Regions from separate parts of the Mus musculus genome. Here region 1 is linked to region 2. Evidence: chromatin loops called from intact Hi-C (ENCODE). Cell type or tissue: gastrocnemius. All regions are shown on one strand. Links, peaks and the distances in the headings refer to the core of each region. The heading gives the core; the rest is flanking DNA. Region 1 overlaps Galnt15 (polypeptide N-acetylgalactosaminyltransferase 15). Region 2 overlaps Ankrd28 (ankyrin repeat domain 28).

Region 1 (10,228 bases), core at 117-8,116, 250 kb before region 2:
ACAGCAGCTCAGGTTCTTGGGGGCTGTATGTAAATGTAGCCGTCAGCTACAGGTAATGTGCTAATGGCCTGTGCTGGAGGGAATGCGAGCTGCAGTTCCTTCCTGGTCATAAAGGTCACACTTTAGAAAAGCTCAAAGTCTTTTTTAAGCCTCAGCTGCAGTGGGTTTGACCTGTCTGCTTTGTGCTTCTCTGCCCCCTCCCACTACCCTATTAAAAGATTTTTAAAATGTATTTTATTTTTAATTATGTATATGTTTGCATGTCTGTGAGATGGGTATATACATATGCCAAAGAAGAGCGTATGGAATGAAAGATGGCTGTGAGTTGCCCTGTGTTGGTACTGAGAACAGAGCTCAGGTCCTCTGTAAGAGCAGTGTGTGCTCCGTAACCCCTGAGCCATCTGCCGTTTCCCTGTTTGCTCAACTCTCAGCTGCATGTTTACTCTTCCAGAGCCCCTTCCAAGGGCAGCCAGTTTGCATTTCTGGATTTGGTGGGTCATTTCGTGTTCAACTAGCGTCCTCATGGCACGTCAGTTGAAAATGGAGCTCCTTCAAGGCAAGTGTGGCGATATAACCTTAGAGCTGTTGCGTCCTGGTCTGAGGCAGCACCATGATGGGTGCTGGGACCTTCCAGATGTACATGGAAGGTGGAACTCTGACTTTGCTACAGGTTTATGACATCAAGGCAGAAGAGGACCACATCATGGCCCTTCTGGATTGACATCTGTTGTCACAGCAAAAAGAGTATGGCCCGGAGTCAGCTGGTGCTTGTTTCTCTCCGCCCACTCCAACAGGATCCTTAACACCCCCTTAATGGGGGTGGGCTTTGTGAGACAGATCACAAAAACAATTCCTGTTTTGAAGAGTCATAAAATTCAGACAGACAAGCAAAATCAAATCAGGAATCAGATCAATTCACTGCCAAGTTTCTCTTCTTCTAAACCGACTACTGATAAGAATTCACTACACTAGTTAAACTGTAAGGGGATTGTTTTTCAGAAGCAAGTAGAAGTGTCTGTACTGTTTAAATTAGGGGTTTGTAAGTACCAGTCAGGGACTGAGGTGATGGCCATTTCTGTAATAAAATAATAAATCACGGGGACAGTTAAGGAGCAACAAATAGCACATTCTTGTTTTGTTAAAACAATTAAGCAGTGAGCCATCTGGGTCTGTTTGTTAATCACCAGAACACACACAACACAATGTAGTCTTTCATTTAGCTATATTAATTTATCCCAACAATTTCAGCTACTCACAATGCTAATAATAGCGTTCATTTCAAAATAAAAATCTTGAAAAGTACTCTTTAGCCATTACTGCCCTTTACAAGGTTGTCATCTGAAAACTTTTAGCTCCATCCCAGCCTCATCATGTTAGAAGAGTTTGTTTTAGATATAGACCAGTCCGAAGCAAGAAGATGGTGGCTAAAACTCTTCCCTAAGTAGGGGCTGAATCTATCTAGTGCTATTCAGGGCTACTGTTGGTGATGGTTGGCTATTTTATAACTGTGTTCTCAGGTTCAGTAGCCATTTGCCATAGTACAATGGCTATAAAGAACCAGTACAATCAAGGAACAATTTGAAAATTTCCAGAATTGTGGTGAATTTCCAACAAAATGGCCACACTGGGGTTGTGGCCATGCTATTAGATGGTGTTAATCCGGAGTGCCTCTAAGGCTAGAGAAACATCAGGCATTGACTTGGAAGTTGGAGAAGTAACAGATATTACTCATGTTACCCACATGTCTTCTCCAGTTCTTATTTGAAACAACTGAATTTAGAGACAGCCCAGAGGACAAACACATCTTGGGTGGGATAGAAAGCTATTTCCATTCAGAAAGAAATGGGCAAGAGTTTTTTTCTCAGCAGCAGCCTACTCTACTCAGCAACTCCCGTGGCTGAGTCTAGGTTCTTCTCTGGTTGAGGTGGAGTTCCTTCAACCATGTGAACATTTAACTGGAAGCCACATGTAGGGGGTCTTGAACAATTGTTATCGGCTCATAGGTAGCCAGTCAAACCTCAGGGACATTTAATAGCCAGATCTATTTTGCCTTGTAAAGATTTTGGGTTTCCCCCTTTCAAAAGTTGCTATTTCTCATCAAGCCAACACGACTCTCCTAAGCGGGCATTAAAAGACTTTGTCTCCTGTAATACCTTTGTTCATGAGCATGCTCAGATGTGTTGACCCTTCCAGCACTGGTGATCCAAGAAAGAATACACTGCAGGGAAATCTGGTTGTGATCTAGAAAAGAGCTAAGAGCAGGTGAATGGAGGTAGAAAGTCTCAAGGAGGCTGTCCCGAAGATGAAAATGCCTTAACCAGGTCTGCTGACTCTTCAGGGGGCAGTGCTGAGCTGGACGGTTGGACCAAATCTCTCTGCTGTCTTCTTCCCAGCCCCACCCCATTCCTCCTTGTCCCCCTCTGCTTCCTTTTGAGCTTGGGGTCAACGAACGGACATGAAATGTATGCTAGTGAGTGGAGTCAGAAGGTGGGGACTGCCAGGCCATAGCACGGCCCTCATGTTAACTTCCACAGCTGGCCACATCCACTCTCCGAGTAAGGGCTTCGGGAAATTCACCTACTGGATTTGATGTCTCCCAGAGGTGCTGCCAGACAATGCCGGGGCCTCTTCGCACAGTCAGGGATAAAAGCAAATGTCAAGTGCTCAGTGTGGGCGGGGTGTGGGGAGGGGGCAGGGGGAGACTTTGCCTTCCTCATAATGATCACTTCTGGTGATGAAGACAATGAACAACCCATTGTTTTTCTTCTTAAAAAACAAACAAACAAAACAAAACCCAGCCAACATAGCCAGGTGGTGGTGGCTCTCTTAGTCCCAGCACTGGGGAGGCAGAGGCAGGCAGATTTCTGAGTTCAAGGCCAGCTTGGTCTACAGAGTGAGTTTCAGGACAGCCACAGAACCCTGTCTCGAGAAATCATACCAAACAACAAAAACCAGTCTACAATCAATGTGGTAAGGTACCTGGAGAGAGCTTCTATGTTTTTGTTTTTGTTGTTTGTTTGATTGTTTTGACAGTACTCTCTTCTCTTCTACTCCAGAAGCCCAGACACTAGGGGCTGGCTCAGGACATACAGGAGCAGAGAATGTGATGCCCAGCCTTTCTTTGCTCTCTGTCAAGGTCGTTCATCGTTCATCCACAGGGTGGATCTGGTCGAACCTCCACAGCTGGCTGGTTTTACCATCACATTGACGCAAGTACAAGTCCTTATTGCTTGGCTGGACCCCAGCTTCCATGCATTTTCCAGAAAGAACATGGATGATCATTCCATCCTGAAAAGAGAAAGAAGAAGCCCAATTCCTGACAGTTGTCAAAGGAGGACATTTTAGAGATTTCTGCTGAGCATTAAAGAGTTACAGAGGTGGTCTGAGCTAGCCTGGAAGAAGAGGTAGAATTGTCAGTTAATAGAAAATATAATTTAATTAACCCTAAAAGGTAGATGTCACTCAACCCTTCAGGGTCATAAACTCAATTGTTTGTATTGCTGTTACATGACTGTGTCATTTCTTAGAACGTTCTGGTCAGGATCACTCTGGTCAGGGTGTGTCCAGTCTTCTTCTTGTATTGTCAGAGACACTGTTATCACTGCATGCATGAGTTTGTGCTTTTAACAGGGGTTCATCAGCACTACTCTCTGTAAAACCTGCAAGTTGACATCGTGGACGCCAGACTGAGGGTCTCCTAGAGGTCCACTCTGACTAGCCACACCCAAGAGACACACAAAAGGTAGAACTCCACTCCGGCAGGTTTAATATCCACCCTAACACTCCCCTTTCAAGGAAAAATGGATTTCTTTAGAATATTAAACAACTTTAGCCACAATGTTATAAATCTTTCCTCATTGTTGAGATATTCCAAAATTCAGACTGTTTAAAATACACAAACTAGTTGTCTTTAGTATTTTCCAGAATATTTCCACCACTGCCTAAAGACGCCATTACCCAGAAGCAGCCATTTGCCCTTCTGTTCTCCTTTCAGCCAGGGAATCAGCAGGGTTATGTGTTCCCCTGTTCTAGACGTTTCACATAAGCACAATTGTACAGTGTGGTTCCTTTGTAACTAGCCTCTTTCATTTTGCATGTTTTCCAGATTTATTCATGTTGAGGCAAAAACTAGTACTTCATTGCTTTCTCTCTTTCTTTTTACTGTGATAAGAAAACAAACAAACATACTAACACTTGTTATTTTTGGAGCATTTTCAATTCACGGTCAAATCCACAGGCACACAAAGACTGGCCTTTTCCCAATTCGGTATCTGGAGCCACTCACTCACCTAAGTATTATAATCCTTCTATTTTCTCTCTGTTAATGTGTATTCTCTGGGAAGGATCTAGAATTTATCTACGGAAAATATAGGGTTAAAAACTTCACACAAACAATGCAGTGTTTACAATGAAATGTGAATTACAATGAAGAAAATGACAGCCATATTTTTATTTTTGGATACTTTAAAAATGTTTGTTTTTATTTTATGTGTCTGAGGTGAGGGCCTGAATATAAGTCTGTGTACCATGTGCATGCAGTGCCAGCAGAGGCCAGAAGAGGGCAGAAGATCCTCTTGAACTGGAGTTAAAGATAGCTGCTAGCCTCCAAGTGCAGTGCTAGGAATTGAACCTGGATCCTCTTAAAGAGCAGCCAGTGTTCTTAACCACTAAGCTCTCTCTCTCCGGGTCCAACAGGTACACACATCAATAGTTATTTCTTTTAAATTTTAGATTGTGTCACTACACCACTGACTGGGTTGTTTCTGTAACGTGCTCCATCATCCAAGCTAATCCGAGATAATAATCTCTAATGGCGTGGGGAACAAATCAGTATATCTCCTGTGGCTGGGGACCAGAGACCCCAAGGTTAAGCTACTAAGCTCAACAACAGAAGTACTATTGTGGAGAATACTTGAGGTCTAGGAAGAGCCCAGGTTGCCATGTCAACAAGGTCAGTCTGCCCAGACGTTCTAGCTGACCAGAAGTTCCTTGTGATCAGCCTGCGTTTCCGGGATGGGTTCCGTACCTCCTGGAAGTCCCAGTGCTGCTGATGGATAGCGGGGCCTTCCTCCGTGCAGTTCTGCAGAATCACCCGCCCTCCTCTGACATCGAAGCACAGGCGCTGTGGGCCGCCGAAGAGAATCTCCTTCCTGCCGGTGTGCTCCAGGTTCTGGGCAGAGGGGGTGGCAGTTAGCATAGCCAAAAGGGTACCCTATCCAGAGCCAAGGGGAGACAAAGGAACACACAGAAGAGCCGAGTTCTAGAGACCATTTTCAGATTTTACAGGGACGGCAGCAAGACTCTTCCTGGGTTCTCAGGAGCCAAGAAAGGCCTCCTGGCCATTCCCAGGATTCTGTTTCCACATTCTGGCAGGCTCCTGGCGTTCTATTTCCTGCTTGCAGATAAGGCTGTTTTAAAAGGCTGTCAGTGCCGGTGCGCACTGCTGAAAGGCCAGGCGAGAGATCTGTCCCAGGCTCAGACTGATTTCCTTCTAGAGACATCTTACCTGGCCCTGACCAATTTCCCTGCTGTGTGTGGTGTCTGTGGACTCTTGATCATGGGTCCCACTGCCCTCAGGGTTTTATAGAACTGGAGTGTGTGGACCTTTACAGAGGGGCTTGAACTGCGAGGGACCCGTGCTGACCAATTGGATGACATGTTTTGACAACCCCATCTTCTGTTTGTTCCTGCCAGATGCAGTCTGTGGGAAAACTCTGCTAATCAAGGCCAAAGTCCATCATTGATGGGATAGCCTGCTGAGGCTCTGTGTGTAATAGAAGACTCCCTTCATTAGCAGGGTTTCTCCTTCTCTGACCTTGCCTGGGGAATTCAAACCCGTCTCCCCTCCCCCCCTGCTCCCCCAGGCCTCACTCAGGTAACCTCAGATTACAGGATCAGCTTTCTAACCCCTTCAGCTAGCACCTGAGATTCCTGAAATGCTTCCCCCTGCTAATGAGGCATTTCGGTACCCTAAGCCTTCAGCCAATGACTTTTGCCCATCCTGGATGTTTCTACCTCTCCATCTCCCAAATTATATAAGCCTTGAATCACCCCATGTAAGGTTGATCTGACTTCCTGTAGCTGGCTATTGACCATAGGTTCTCATGGGGCTTCCGAACCCCTCGACCCCTCTGCTCCCATCGTCTCTGTGAACCCTGTTGGCCGACGATTCCTCGGGCAGGGAGAGTCACACAGTCCGGAACTTCTTTTTATGTTGACTGTGTGAGTGAGACAGGACAGGCATGCTGTACAGCTCGTGCAGTCACTTTGAGCCCCACGCTCAGAAAGGTTGGTTTCATGCTCTGATTCAATTTGTTTAGTATATACATCGCTGCCACTGCCTCGGAATTCTTAACTGTTAAATTAGAGGCATCACGTCTTCTATTTGCATTAGGCCCTGTTAATGTGCAAATTAAATATAGCGGTCTGCCTTGCTTGAAAATTCCAAACACTGCACAGTCAGCATAAATTTGGACCCTAAACACATCTCAGAAGCAAGCTTGTGGGAAAAGGGAGAGTAATTTTCTTCCCACTCAAAATCCCATCTGTAGTGGCAGATAACTTTCCTGTTGTTTCCTTGTGGTCACGGGACTGGGAAGGCGTGCGGGGGTGGGGGTGGGGAGATGGGGGGGCGGGGGGAGGTATTAGTGCAGCTTTGCAAGGGCAGACTTCCCTGTGACAGTGAAAGCTGGGTGATGCGAAGATCATCACCGAGCTGAAGCCGCTTCTCCCTGCCTGCAGCCACACTCCTGAACTCCTGGGGTTGGTGGCCACTGATCCCTGTCACCTCTCAGGGAAGCCCAGCTCACACAAATGGCAAATTTGCAGTTGCCATTTGAGTATTTGTTCTTGGATATTTCCTTTCTTTCTTGTAAACTCGACCTGTGCATGGAAAGGGGGGTATTTCAAATCCTTTTTACCTGGCATATATTTAGTTTTCTTCCCCCAGGCCAGGGAGGAAGGGTGGTCAGCTTTGTTATTTTCCAATATTGCCTGCCCAGATCGCACAGCTAGCCACTGGGAACTTGATTCGAACCTGGCTCTAGACGGCAGTAAAACTTGGACAGTTGTTAGCCTACCATGTGACTTCCTCGAGTGGCTCTTACGTCTTTAACTCTTGTGTCTGGTGTTACTGTTTGAATATGAAGTATCCCCCCATGGGCCTCTGCTTCATATACTCAGTTCCCCAGCTCATGGCCCTGCTTTGAAGGCTGTGGAGCCTTAGGAGGTGGGGCCTGACTGGTGGAAGCTGATCTCTAGAGGCAAATCTCCCGAGGTCATATGCACCCCTGGCTCGGCCTTGCTTTATCTGCTGCTTACGCTGTACCAAGTGAACAAGCTACCAAATACCACACACTTCTGTCACCAGAGACAAGCCACTCCCACTGCCACGCCCACTGCCACGCCTTTCCCACATGATTCAAAAGGAACTGAAATCCTCTGGAGACAGTGAACTTAAAAAACAAACAAACAAACAAACAAAAACCCTCCTTTCCTCCCATGCATTTAGATCAGAGAGATGCAAAAAACTTACTAATGTATCTAGTATGAATGACCATCCCAGCACTCGGGAGGCAAAGGCAGGTGGATTTCTGAGTTCGAGGCCAGCCTGGTCTACAAAGTGAGTTCCAGGACAGCCAGGGCTATACAGAAAAACCCAGTCTCAAAAAAAAAAAAAAAAAAACAAAAAAACAAAAAACAAAAAACAAACAAACAAAAAAAAGAAACCAAGTGGATCCTGAGCAAACTCCTCCCCTGTGTACCCTCTGGGCCTTGAGCCCGGGGCCTAGCACTTTAGGCTCGAACTGGAAGGCTGGGACCAGCTTCCCATAGAGATGTCCTAAGCTTGCACTGCAGGCTGGGCCCTAGACTCCCCAATGAGATGTTTGCTCCTTCACTCCAGGCTCCCCGACTCTCACTCAACTGTTGTTTGCTCTCATTAGGCAGCTTTGGAGTATGACAGCTGAGTTCAAAGAACCCCCATCACAGACTGAATCAGATCTGGGGATGGGCTACACTGAAGGTTGTGAAATGAAGTGGACCTCTCAGCCAGGACGGACAGCTTTCTGTAACCTTGGGCAGCTATTCCTATGATGAGAAATTAAAGTGCAGAAGACACACTGTAAGGAGCACAGGATTCTTCCAAACGGCCAAAGGGTCCACACGAACCCAGGTTCTCCCCTGGCTTTTTTTACTTCTTTTCTATCCCTACTCTTGCACCTTTCCTCAGTGCTGGGGATCTGAGGTGAGCATCTAGCATGGTGGTTCTACGACACAGTTTCCTCATGCGGCAGGTTCAAGGACTGGATAAGTAGCCCCTTCATTTCTTCGGACTGAGACGCTCCATTCTTTGATGCTGGTCCAGTCTAAGGTGAGGATGCTATGGGCAGACCTGTGACAAGTCATCACAGTGGGGGCCACGGCCTGTCACAGGACATGGAACCACAGAGAGGAGCTACTTGGAAGGGAATTGGAGGGTATCCTAGGAAACAGCATCACATTTACGTTGGGATGCCATTCATCCTAAGAAGTATCGTCACCCACCTGTTGCTGCCGGTTGTTACTGCAAGGAGCCAGTGTCATGGGGCAGCCCAGGATGTCACCGTCTGCTTGGCAGTCCGCACAGAGGCCAAATCCAGTGTTGTGGAGCTGAAAATGGACATCCACATAGATGTGAATCTGACCTCCACTGTGAGGATGCCTTGAAACAGGTTCTAATCCCATCTTCTCTAGACTTTATCCCAGCATGCATGGTTCAGTCACCGTGAGATGAGTCAAGTCTAAGACACTTATCTTAAGACAGAAGCCTCCAGAAGGAGTCAGGCTATGGATTTAGCACAGATTATAGGGAAACATGGCTGTCTTCCTCAGACTGGCGGGGAGGTGGGGAGGGGGAATCCAAAGGCCTCTGAGACCCTACTGAGCCTATATGTGGTTGCCCAGTGTAGAGGGTGAGTGATCTTGTCTTGGCAAGTGACCTCCCCTGTCCTGGGCCAGGCCTTGCCTTTCCAGAGAACCTGGGCCTGTGATCAGATGGGTACAGCTCAGGGTAGACATTGGCCAGAAACCAGTGGAACGTCCGGCATCCCAGCCTCCTTTGCAGCTTCAGGCGCTCTGTACAGTCTGGCTTTGCAACCTGCAGGTAAAGAAGGGCATGGGAGGGGAGTCAGGAAAGCTTGTTCCACCCCAAGCTCACACAGTAGGGGAGGGAGAGACATAGACTACGTGAAGGAGCAGAAGGAGTGGGGCAGAGCCACCACACATCTCAGGACTGCAAACAGGAGGAAGGGTCCTATGCTAAGAGAGGTTTAGAAGGAAGAGTTGGGAATCTTCTCTAGAAAGAGGTGTGGCACCACCAAAATTGGAGGCAACACTGCCTCTTCTCACAGACCCCCAAATCTTCAGCCTACAAAGACCACAGTGTCTATTCCCTAAGGCGTTTTCTCTGGAGTGTGGAGAAAGGATGGACTCTATCTGGGTTGTATCACTGGCCTAATGAAGGCAAGAGCTGGCCCAGAGGCAGTGGAGACGAAGTCTGATGGGAAGTTTCAGAGTGGGGGGACAGGGAGAGGCAAATTGACTTCTTTTCTTCCCTTAATCTCAGTTTTTTCCATTGATGAACCACTCATTTAGGTTACACTGGCCCCTACCATTGGCGTTCTCCTTTATAACACAACTGTAGGAAGATGAACACCAGCCCTCAACGCTAGTTTAATGTTTTTGGCTGCTTGGTAAGATATGGAAAAAACCCATCTAGAAGCTTAGAATAAATTTCCTGGGACTGAGACTTTAGGAAGAAGTGTGTGTGTGTGTGTGTGTGTGTGTGTGTGTGTGTGTGTGTGTGTGTGTTGATAGCCACACCAGGGCTCCACGTTGGTGGCCTCTGGTTTTCAGCAAGACACAGAGGGGCCCAGTAGGCTGTAAATACTTTACATGCTGTGTTGGGCTGACTCCATCCAACATGCTGTGTTCTAAATGACTCTGTCTAATGGAAGGTTGGCTCAGGTACATCAGAAGCCTGAATATATTTAATTTTTTTATGGGTCCTTTATAAATGAAATCTGCATTGACATTAAACAAGGGTCATGTGAAAGCAAAGAGAAAATACTAAATTGACACCCATTACATAAGAGGAAAGAAAAAAAAAAGATGTTCTAGCCTAAAGGAAGCCAGAAATTAAAAGCCACAGCTGCTCTGTTGTCTCTTTAGAACTCCACAGAAAGATACC
Region 2 (11,732 bases), core at 2,092-10,091:
CAAATAATAATAACAATCTTAAAGAATGGCAACTAAGATTTCACATTACAGCATCTGCAGTGATCCCACAAGTTTGCATTCTGGGCTGCTAGCCAAAGGTGAAGAACAGGTTAAATAATATGAAAGGTTGGGTTGTTGAGTTACAGATAGAAAACACCACCTCAGACATAGTTAGAGATGCTTATGTCAGATAGTAAGATGGGCTTTCAGTATAAAGTTACTAATAGCAATTGCCTAAATAATATGGTTGGTTTCCACACAACCTTGCATATTTAGTGATAAGGCATCAAACACCCCAAGTAGGATATCCTTTTGTGCTTATTGTTGGAATTCACCTCGTACATGCCCACACAGGTGAGTGCAATAACACACACACACACACACACACACACACACACACACACACTCGCCCCACATGAGTGGGGGTTGGAAGGACCATCTGATTTAAAATTGGGTATTGCTGAGGTGAGAAACCTTTCTCTAAAACAATCTGCTTGTCAGCACAGTCCGCATCTTGATTATGTGTGCATTCATGGGTACATAGAAGTTTTTGGTTCTGAGTAGAATTACACTGTGGTTTATTATATCAGAGGAATGCAGGTTTAACCCATCAGTAGGTAAAGGTGCACAGGTATGGGTCCAGGAAACTTACAGGCACAAGGCATCCTCTTGTCCTCTTTCTATAAAGTTAATATAGTCAATGAATAGTTACTTCTCCCCACAGTGATGTAAGACAAAACTTGCCGAGGTTCACTAACCAGTAATACTCACCTGAACTTTGGTGTGCAGTGATTTTATTGGGTAATCAGTCATAGGTAGAGTCAGCCATCTGTGTGACTGATCTCAATCTTCATCTTCTTCATAGGTAAATCAGATGCTGTGTGGCCTAAAGTTCTGAACATAAATCTTGTTGTTTAGACTTAGGCCTAGACAAAGGCCTGAGTTTTTTCTGTTTTGTTTTAGCAAGCAGGTTATTCCAAGTGTTTAGATTTTACCTTCAAGATTAGTAAGAATTATTAGTAAGATTATTGGCTATAATAATAATGTTTTTGTTATTTATATTTAAATAATACATGTTATAATAGATAACATGTGTTATATATAACATAATTATAGAATATATAAAATAAATAACATATGTAAATTAAATTATTTTGTAGCTAGCTTAATACTTCTCATAGGCTAGTTTAAGAACTATTAATGGATTAAGATGACTTTGTACCCACTTATCTGTTGCTTCCAGGACTTATTTGTCCATTGAAAGCAGTGGTTTGAAAACTCCATGAACCCCTAGTCCATTTCACTCTGCAGTTTATTGAATTATACAAATCTTCTAATTATTGATACTTTTCCTTATATACAGTATCACCTTCCCCCCAAAAAAACCCAACATACTTGCTAATGTCAATAACCAGAAAGTCTGTAAATACTGTAAAGTTAGGCTTAGGTGGCCAGTAATCTTCAATTATAATTTCTGTTTAAAAGTTCTAATTTTTTGATAGTAAAAAAATACTGATAAGATACATTACTTGAAGTGATAAATTTCCTTTTTTTTCTTTTCAATGGAATTTCTGAGTCTGGATAAATACGATTTATCAGTTATTCTTTCGAGTAAAAATATAATCAATCTATCTTCCTTCTCTTCTCTCTTCTCTTCTCTTCTCTTCTCTTCTCTTCTCTTCTCTTCTCTTCTCTTCTCTTCTCTTCTCTTCTCTTCTCTTCTCTTTCTTTAGTCCAGTTAGGTAAGCAACTCACAAGGCACTTATCCTGTAACTCCTGTAACTTCTCCTGTAACTCATAACTGTGTTTTACTTACCATATACCCAAGAGTTAAATGTAATCAAATGCCACCATGTGGCCATGAGCCACCATGTGGTACTTTGAATGAGAATAATAGCCTCCAAAGGCTCATATGCTTAGGCCACAGGCAGTGGAACTGTTTGGGAAGGATTAGGAAGTATGGCTTTGAGGGAAGATGTGTGCTGGAGGGGACAGGGTGTTGATGTTGAGATTTCAGAGACCCACTTCAGGTCCTGCAATCTCTCCCTGCCTGCTGCCTGTGGATCAGGATGTAAAGTTCTCAGCTCTAGTACTTCACCTGTTTGTTTCCCACCATGATGATCATGGACTAACCCTCTAAAACTGTAAGCAAGTCCCCAATTAAATGCTTTCCTTTATAAAAGTTACCTCAGTCATAGTGTTTTCACAGCAATGGAACAGTAACTAAAACACATCACCTTGATACTTAACAAGACACATGGTGAGCACCACAACTTTCAAACCACCAATACAAATTCAGCAGGGTACAGGAAGCATATAAAAGGACTGCCACCTGCTCTGTTCTGGACTGATACAAGAACACCACCACCACCAAGATGTCTCTTTGTCCATTGCTGGGGGGATGTGGGGGTTCCTCTGTAGGTTTGAATGAGTTACTATTATTGTTGTTGCTATTTTGTTTTGTTTTTCTTTTTGTGATTTTGAGACAGGATTTCTCTGTGTATCCCTGGTCATCCTGGAATTTTCTCTGTGGACTACACTGGCCTCAAACTCAAGAGATTCACCTGTCTCTGCTTTAAAGGTGTACATCTCCTCCTGAATTTTTACGTATTTCTTTCTTTTTTTTTCTTCAGTTTTTAAAATCTGTTTGGAAAATTAAACATGATAGAAGTAGAAAAAAAAAATCTCTTATGAAGTCCTTCCTCTATGAAAGGAAATTGTGACAGGTTCCTGATTTGACAAAAACCATTCCATCTCCAAGGGACAGGAGGAATTTCTTTTCTGGTCCAATCTATTTGGAGTTCTGTAGGCTTCTTGTATGTTCATGGCCATCTCTTTCTTTAGGTTAGGGATGTTTTCTTCTATAATTTTGTTGAAGCTATTTACTGGCCCTTTATAAATGTGTTGCCACCTGAAGGTGTGGCCCAGATTTAGGGCAAATCTTCCCACTTCATAAGATCCAATCAGGAAGACCCCAGTTGATGTGGTTTGTGAGCTGAGCGTCACATGGCTCTTCTTTGTTCTTCCTTTTCTCTTATGAAATAGGTTCTTTTCTGTGCTTTCATAAATCTTCTTCTTTTTCCTCTGTATATTATTCTTGTGTTTGCTGCAAGGCAGATTTCTTGTCATGAGTTGCTTTAGTTTGTGTTTGTGTTTAAAATATTCATGTTTTTCATCAATTCTGAGAGAGAGCTTTTGGGCATAACAATCTTAGTCTACACTGTCTGCTTTGCTTTGAGGTATTGAAATGTACCGTTCTATGCTTTCTTGGCTTTTAGGGTTGCTGATGAGAGACTTAATACTATCCTGGTATGTTTCCCTTTGTGAGTTGGCGTTTTCCTTAAAACTCTTTGTTTGTTTGTTTGTTTGTTTGTTTGTTTGTTTGTTTTTCGAGTCAGGGTTTCTCTGTATAGCCCTGGCTGTCCTGGAACTCACTCTGTAGACCAGGCTGGCCTCGAACTCAGAAATCTGCCTGCCTCTGCCTCCCAAGTGCTGGGATTAAAGGTGTGCGCCACCACTGCCCGGTGGTTCCTTTCAACTTTTTAATATTATTTTCTTTACATATTTGACAGTTTGACTGCTGTGTTGTTTAGAGGTTCTTTCATAGTCATACTCAAAATATCATTTGTTTGGATGTTCATATTTTTCTCTATATTTTGTTCAATTATTTTTTGCTACAATTTTATGGACTATATTATCTGTGTCTTTAGCTTACCTTAGATTCTTCTACTCCACAGATTCTTAGATGATTATCATGTCACCATTATCACAGAGTTCTTGAAAGTTGTAGTCATACTTTTTTTCCCTAGCATGTGACCTTGACCCTCAGCCTTTAACTTTGTTTTGTCTGACCTTACCTTATCTCTTGATGATACTTTCCACTGTTTTTTATCTTAATTAATACTTCCATTTCCAGCATTTCTGTAGTTCTTTTTCAGTCTTTATTTTCTAAAAATTTCCTTCATGTTTTTTTCCACCAAATTACTGACTAATTCATCTGCTCTTGTCTAGGTACTGAAGTGATTTCTTCCTTTTCATCATCTGCTTCAGTCCTGGGAGTGGTCATTGATCCCTTTTGAAAATAGAAATTCCAAGTCTTTCTCTAGCACTTGAAAGATGTCATCTTTACTTTCCATTTGTAAGTGGATGGTTTCATTTGTGTGTTTGTGGCTCTTTTATTATGTTTTGTACTTCTCTTGGGATGACTGGATAGCTTTCATTTTTTCCCCTTTTTTCTTGTTTTATGTGAATCTTCTTGGTGAGTTGTCTTTACTTAGATTTATGGTCACTGCTGTTATTTAATGGGGAAGCTAACTGCAGTAGCAAAATAACTTGACAGCATCCCCGGTGCTAACTTGGACTAGGAGACACGTGTATGTCTATAAGATTCAGAGGTACTAGAATACTGATTGCGGGAAATGTAGTTTAAGTAGTAAAGTGAGAGAATGGGGTAGGGAGAAGGAGAGAAAAGTATATGGCATAGCAGTAGGAGAAAATACTTTATATTATGTGCAGAGAAAGAAAAGGTCATTTGGGCTGAGGAGGATGGCTCAGAGGGTAAGAGCACTTACTGTGTGTGCCACAATGAGAACCTGAGTGTGAATCCCTAGCATTCAAGTAAAAGTCAGGCAGGACCATCATGCCTGTAACCTTAGCATTGGAGGGAAGAGTCAGGCAGCCTTGAGGCTTGGTGGCCCATTGACCCAGATGAAATCTGAGCTTCAGTGAGAAACCCTATTTCAAAGGTAAAACATGATGGAGCAGGAGACCTGACATCTTTATCAGCTTTCTGCATCCTCCTGCCACACACAAACACAAGCAGATACCATATGTATTCACACATGGAAACGAATTAGAAAGGGAATCCATGAAAGCCGATTTGAGCAAGATGCAAGCTAAAACACTAACTGGACAATTAAAGTCAGAAATACAAAGTTTTAAAACTTTAAAATAAAGTGAAATAATCTTCCTAGTTGTGATGGTGTCGTTTCTGCCTCTCCTCTTTGACTGTCTTTTGTAGAATTATCTGTGAAATGTTCAAGAGTCTTATGGTGAGGGGACTTTCCCTGTGGGAAGACTGCTTATAGAATATCTAAGGTCACCCTGTCACCAATTACAACTTTGTCCCTGGTGTCTCTAGAATTGTGCTGTCCAGGTGTCTGCCCATACTGCTTTGGTCAGTGGGAATTTATCCCCGCCCTGTCCATCACACTATACCAAATCCCCAGGGTTCTTCCCTCATTCTTTTGTAATTCATTCATCCAGGCAGTGAGGAGGGTTTTGGCAGCTTCTCCAGCCTTTATCTCCACAGCCTCTGGACAATCTCTCAGCTCCCACACCACACTTCTGCCTCTGTCTTCAGAACCTGCTCTGTTTGAGCAGTCTTTCCTCACAGTAGATCCAGGCTCTTGTTACATCCACATAGATTGGACAGTCCCCCCAGCTAAGCATTGTCACACTGCAGCCGAGTGAGGGGAGAGTTCCTCCTTTTAACTGATTCCTCTGCCCCTGGCTTGGCTCCTGCTTTGTAGCCAATCCCCACTTGGGCTTAATCCATTTTTTTTTTTCCTTTGCCATCAATAAGATATTTACTTATTTAAAAAAAAATAAATGCTGTCATTGTCTAGAAAATTATAACAGGCTTATTTATAATTCTTAAAAGGTTGAACTATTGAAATGTGTTCACTGAAATACTTTTCTTTCATTAATGCTTTATATAGATTTATATTAAAAAGTCACATGCAAATGAAAAATGGAGAAACTGACAGTACCTGATTCTGCCCACTATGTTTCTATTCGTAATCATATTCTTAGGTACCTTTTGACTCCATGGGACGGGGGTGGGGGTGGGGGGTGAAATCTAACATTCAAAACTACTGATAACAAGAAGAGGAAAACATTGTGTGTGTGTGTGTGTGTGTGTGTGTGTCTGTGTGTTGGGTTTTTTTTTTTTTGAGAATGAAATATATCCCCTTTTAGTGAACTCAAACATATCCTTGTCGTATGCAGCATGCTAGCTAGAGGTCTTTTAGCATAGTTGTTACACGTTTGGCATGGATAGCATCCAAGTTGCTATCTTCCAAAAGGCCAACCTGGTAGGCCTCACTTGCCTCCTGCAAAGTACCAATAGCTGCACTCTGAAAGCACAGATCTGTTTTGAAGTTCTGAACAATTTCTGACACCAGGCGCTGGAAGGGGAACTTGGCGAATCAGAAGTTCAACTTCTGATAGCAGCGTTTGATTTTTACGGAGTACTATAGTACCAGCCTGTAAAGATGAAGTTTCTTCACCCCTCCAATAGAGGGCACACTTATTTGAGTGGCTTTTGTAGCCAGTTGTTTCCTGGGTGCCCAAACTACCTGTGGATTTATAAGCAGTCTGCTTTGTAGGAACCATGATATAGGCACCTCCTTACTTCTTCGGCTCAGCAGGTGAGAGATAGCGCTGGCACTAGAGAGCAGCAGTGACGGCTGTGAGCACAATGTCAGCTTGTTCTCTTATTGACTAGATTCCTTCGCTGAGTTGCAGAGACAGCTGATAAACAGCCTTCTTACATGGCAGTTCTAGCTTTACCCTTTCTGTTTTGGATTACTGTATTTTTGTTTCTTTTGAGGTTGGTGTGTGTTTGTTTGTTTTTGTATGTAGTTTGTTTTGTTTCTTTAATTCTGTAAAGAGTGTTGCTGGAATCTTGATCCTGATCACATTGAATCTGTAGCTCACCTTCAATAGTGTAGCTAGTTTTCACAGTATCAATTCCGGAAGTATGTAACTTAGAACCTGAGCATGGGAGATGCTCTTCTCATCAAAGTGCCCTCAGTTTTTTTAGTGTTTGAAAGTTGTCATTGTAGAAGTTTTCTGCTGATCTGCTCATGTTTAATCCTAGGTTTTGTATTTTGAAGCTATTATGAATGGTACTGTTTTCTGGTTTCTTTCTCAGAAAGTTTATTATTGATACACAAGAAAACCATGGAATTTTTACCTTGATTGTTGCACTCAGCTACTTATGCTGAAAGTATGTTTAGAGCTAAAAGGTTCTGATAGTCCTTAGGGTCTTTGAAATAAAATGTTATCCTGCAGGTAGGGATTTGACTGGTTGGTTGTGGATTTTTGTTTGTTTTGTTTTGAGACAAGGTCTCTCTGTGTAGCCCTGGTTGCCTTGGAACTCACTTTGTAGACCAGGCTGGCCTCAAATTCTGCAATCTGCCTGCCTCTGTCTCCTGAGTGCTGGGATCAAAGTCAGGTGCCACCCAGCTGGAATTCCATCCAGCTGGAATTTGTCTTACATTATATGACTCTCCTGCTTCTTTCTCTCATCTTACTGCTTGAGCATGATGCTAATATATGTGGAGAAAGTGGGCGGCCACGCACACTCCTGGATTTGAGAAAACATACTTTAAAAAGTCTTCCCATTTGCACCAACACTCATGCTTGTGCACACATGCACACACACACACAAGTGTGTGCCAAATTTTAAAAAATACATATCTTTGGAAGCCCACTAATAAATCAATACTCGGTGACCATAGAGTAGAAAATAAGAAAAATATAGCCAGGCATGGTAGTGTTTTTGCACGCCTCTAATCCCAGCACTTGAGAGGCAGGAGCAGGAGGATATCTTGAGTTTGAGGCCAGCCTGGTGTACAGAGCTAGTTCCAGGACAGTCATGGCTACACTGAGAAACCCTATTCAAAAAAAAAAAAAAAAAAGTAAAATGTTTTGTAAAGCTAAAAGTCACTTAGAGTAAATGTAGAAAGTTTTCATGAACGAGACAAAGGGAAGGGATAGGGAAAAGGAGAAATACAGAAGCTAGAAGGGAGGTTAATAAAATGGGCTTTAAAAAAAAAAACCCTAAAAATGTTATGAAGGATAAGTGGAAAGCGCAGCTTATTTGGAAATTAAGAAAGTGCTAGATAAATGTGAGAAAGATTTATAAAAACAAATACAAAGGCTTAAAAATGATATCCAAAATATTAGTAGAGTATAGTAAACTTAAAAAAAAAATAGACCTGGTAAAAGCAACGATGAAATGCTCGGATAGCTTCTTTCCGGGTCCACTCAGATTGGACTCTGGCGGGTAGTTGCTGGGACAGGGGCGGGTAAGTCAGCATGCTGGTGCCAAGTCAGTATTTTCGATGAGTCGTGTGCTTGTTTCCCCTCTGCCTCTGGGGAGCTGGTCCAGGTGAAGCTGGGTGAAGCTGGACACCTTTCTTCCCTGAGTCACTCTTCTGCTTTTCTTGATTTCCCAGCTATCTTATTCCTCCCTTTATGAAGTTCTGACTCATTCTCTCCCTCACTTCTCCTTATAATCTTTATTACCTTTAACTGGGTCACATGAAAGTTTCTCATCCCCCACCTATCTGCAAGTCTTGACTTTTTCAAACATTTTTTTAAAGGATTTTTAGGTCTTTTTATGCCCTAAAAGTGTTATTATATAAAATTATCTTCAGGATGTGTGGAAAGATATATATGAAACATGTATTTCATGTTTAGACTGTGGTTTTATCCTTTAGCCTGTTACTATATAAATGTTTCAAGACCTGAAATTTTCAAATCTCTAAACACTTCCAGACCCAGGCATTTTGAGAAGGGAACATTCAGTCTGTGCCACGTTTCTCCATCTGTCCATTTACCGTTGTCGAGGACGACTTTGTGAGTAGTGCTAGACATAGCTCAGATATTGGCATACTATATTCTCATACATACTCACTCATTATACTACTTTGTATATGTACCTTATGACATAACTGCTGGATCATATAACAGCTCCGTTTTAATTTCAAATATCTTCTAATCTTTTAAATTTTACTTGCATGTGTGAGAAAGGGGTCAGTGTTAGGTATTTTCCTCTGTTTTTGAGACAGGGTCTTTCACTGAGCCTGGTACTGAACTGGTCTTATCAATTTGGTAAGACTCGCTGGCCAGCAAACACCTGGAATCCTCCTGTTTGTCTTCCTAGTGCTAAGATTAATAACAGGACACGAACCATTCTGTCTGGCTTTTTGCATGGTTGCTAGGATTCTGAACTCAGACCCTCAAGGTTGCTTAGCAAGTAAGTTATGGTATTTTTTATTGTTTTGGGTAAGTTTGATACTGTTTTGTTTTCTTTTAATAATAGGTCTGTTAGTATACAGTCCCATAAGCAGTGTGCAGAGGGTCTCTTTTCTGCACATTCTTACTACCACTTGTCTTTTTCTCTTTGGTAGTAGTGGTTATTTTTACATACATGAGTGATAGTGGTTTAATTTGACTGATTAAAAAAAACCAATTTATATATGCAGTGGTGGTTTGCCTTTATGGATGTCCGTGTGAGGGTCTCATTTCTTGGAGTTAAAGACAGCTGTGAGCTGCTGCCATGTGGTTGCTGGGAATTAAACCCAGGTCCTCTGAAAAAGCAATCAGTGCTCTTAACTGCTGAGCCATTTCTCCAGCCCCAATTTGCCGGCTCTTAATGATGAGTTACTTTGGGCATCTTACATGTAGCTGATCGTCATTTGTATGTCTTCATCTCATGAATGTTCACATACTCATTTCGTTTTGCTTACTTTATTGGTTTCTTAATTTTGAGACAGCCTCCCACCCAAACTAGCTTAGAAATCATTGATCTGAAACAGTCCTCCTGTCTTTGCTGTGTTAATATAGGAGAGTTTTTAAAAAGGAAATGATCCATAGGTATGCATTGCTTACATAACTGAAGGACGATCTTTCTAGTCCGAATTTATATTCCACATAGCAATCGATTTCCTTCCCACTTTTATAGCCTTCTTTCAAACTGTTGTCACTTCTTACTTGGATTATACAATACAGTAATTTTCTAATTATTGTACTCATATTAGCTTCCTGTCCTACATTGCAACAAAGTACGGGGACATTGCAACAAAGTACGGGGCAAAAGCACTTAGAAGCTTATTTTAGTTTAGAGTTCCAGGGAATACAGTCTATCACAGTGTTCTCAACCTTCCTAATACTGCAACCCTTTAATACAGTGCCGCTATTTGTGTTGCTACTTCATAACTGTAATTTTGCTACTGTTTCAAATCTGATATCCAGGATATCTGATAGGCAGCCCCTTGGAAAGGATCAGTCCACACAGCCCCCTCACCTCACCCCCACCCCACCCCATCCAAAGGGTTGAGACCCACAGGTCAGGAAACGCGGTCCTGTCAGGGTTGCCAAGGTGACCCGAGCCGGATGTGCTGCTCACGCTGATGTTTCGCTTGCTTTCTCCTTTGCACGCAGTGCAAGACCCCAGCCCGTGGGGATGCTTGCCGCTCACAGTTTGGGAGGGCCTCAGAACCTCAGTTACCTTAGTCTAGAGAATCCCTCATAGAGAAGCCCACTCAAGGTTAACCGTGGCAGTGTCTATTCCAGCCACACCCTACTGTTTAGTTTTGTTGTCAAACCAGTCAGGATGTACTTGGGAATGTTTTCTCTCAAGTTGAGAATTTAAAGTAAAATAATATATTCAGTAGAAACTTAAGTTCTTATTGCCTGGAATAAACATGTTCGGTAGTTTGCCCTTTTTTTTTTTTCCTTAAAGAATAAAATCATTCCATATAAAAATAGAGCTGGTACCCTTAATTTTCCTTAAGTAACCACCTTGAAAGTAGCATATAAGGCTGGAGAGACAGCTTAGCAGTTAAAAACACTGTCTGCTCTTCCAGAGGACCCAGGTTCAATTCCTAGTGCTCACGTGGCAGCTCCCAACTGTCTATATAACTCCAGTTCAGGGAACCTAACAACCTCACCCAGACATACATGCAAACAGAACACCAATGTATATAAAATTAATCATTAAAAAGAGAACGTAGCTTATATCATTGATTATTTTTCTGTAAATGCTATATCTATATAGCAATATAACAAACAATGTATACTATCACTTTTATTTACCAAAAGGTAAGATGTACTTTGTCTGTTCTAATACTTTTAAATTTTACCTGTTTTTGTTTGCTACCGTTGCTGTTTATCTCATGCAGATAAACCAGCTTATTGCTCTATGTTCACATTATATACATGTAATTACACAATGTTCAATTTTGAGCAAATTGTGCTGTGATAGAAATTTTGGTTTGTCATCTTATCTTCAGTGTTTCTGAGATTGATAGAAGGAAACAGAATTACTGGGATCTCTCTCGCCTACCCCCATTCCCTCCCTCTCTATATATATGCTCCCACATACATAGAAAGATATGTTTATTATATTTTTCAAAGTGTAGCAATTATATTGCTGCAGGTAATTGTTAATTTCTCTTTACTTCCAAATTTGTTAAGAAGTATTTTAAATTTACAATCTGCTATGTGTGTATCAAGTGCTACGCTGCTGTAATTTGTATTTTCCACATTCGTAGTAGGCTATGTTTTGAAATGTTTCCTTTTGATTGTTTTAGTTATTTTGAGGCAGGGTTTCTCTGGCTGCCCAGGAACTTGCTCTGTAGACCAACCAGGCTGTCCTCAAACCCTAGAGATCTGTCTACCTCTGCCTCCTAAGTGCTAGGATTAAAGGCAGGGGCCACTACTGCCAGGCTCAGTTTGGATATATTTCTATCTTTGGTGAATTGCCTTGTTTTTTTCTTACAATGTAGTTGTCTTAGTTACTTTCCTGTTGTAATAAAAACAGGACCAAGAGAACTTATAGAAGTGGTTTCATGGGGTTATTGTCCATGGTGTCAGAACTAAGGTATGGCAGCGGGAACAGCTAAGAACTTCATTTTGAATCTCTTAAGTTGGAGACA

What was found. Peaks named below come from ENCODE experiments on the same cell type or tissue, not always from the same donor. Only the 100,000 strongest peaks of a DNase experiment are listed, where the experiment ranks them.
Region 1: a loop joins it to region 2, with 2.6 times the contacts of the local background. A loop is called at or near these places in 4 of 42 quality-filtered maps.

What each region holds. Positions count from the first base shown.
Region 1 is chr14:32,051,206-32,061,433 of GRCm38, reverse strand. It overlaps Galnt15 (polypeptide N-acetylgalactosaminyltransferase 15), which reads right to left. Exons shown (of 10, transcript NM_030166.3): 7 at 9,005-9,136; 8 at 8,545-8,649; 9 at 5,027-5,170; 10 at 3,108-3,288. The coding sequence ends at 3,142. Among named protein-coding and RNA genes, the nearest start is that of Galnt15, 27 kb to the right of the region's middle. In gastrocnemius, for the core only: a CTCF peak has its summit at 4,550 (motif pointing right); a DNase peak (open chromatin) is centred at 4,561; H3K27ac peaks cover 379 bases.
Region 2 is chr14:31,797,533-31,809,264 of GRCm38, reverse strand. All of the region lies in intron 1 of Ankrd28 (ankyrin repeat domain 28), which reads left to right. Among named protein-coding and RNA genes, the nearest start is that of Ankrd28, 27 kb to the left of the region's middle. In gastrocnemius, for the core only: a CTCF peak has its summit at 6,304 (motif pointing right); no DNase peak of the experiment used is centred there; H3K4me3 peaks cover 97 bases.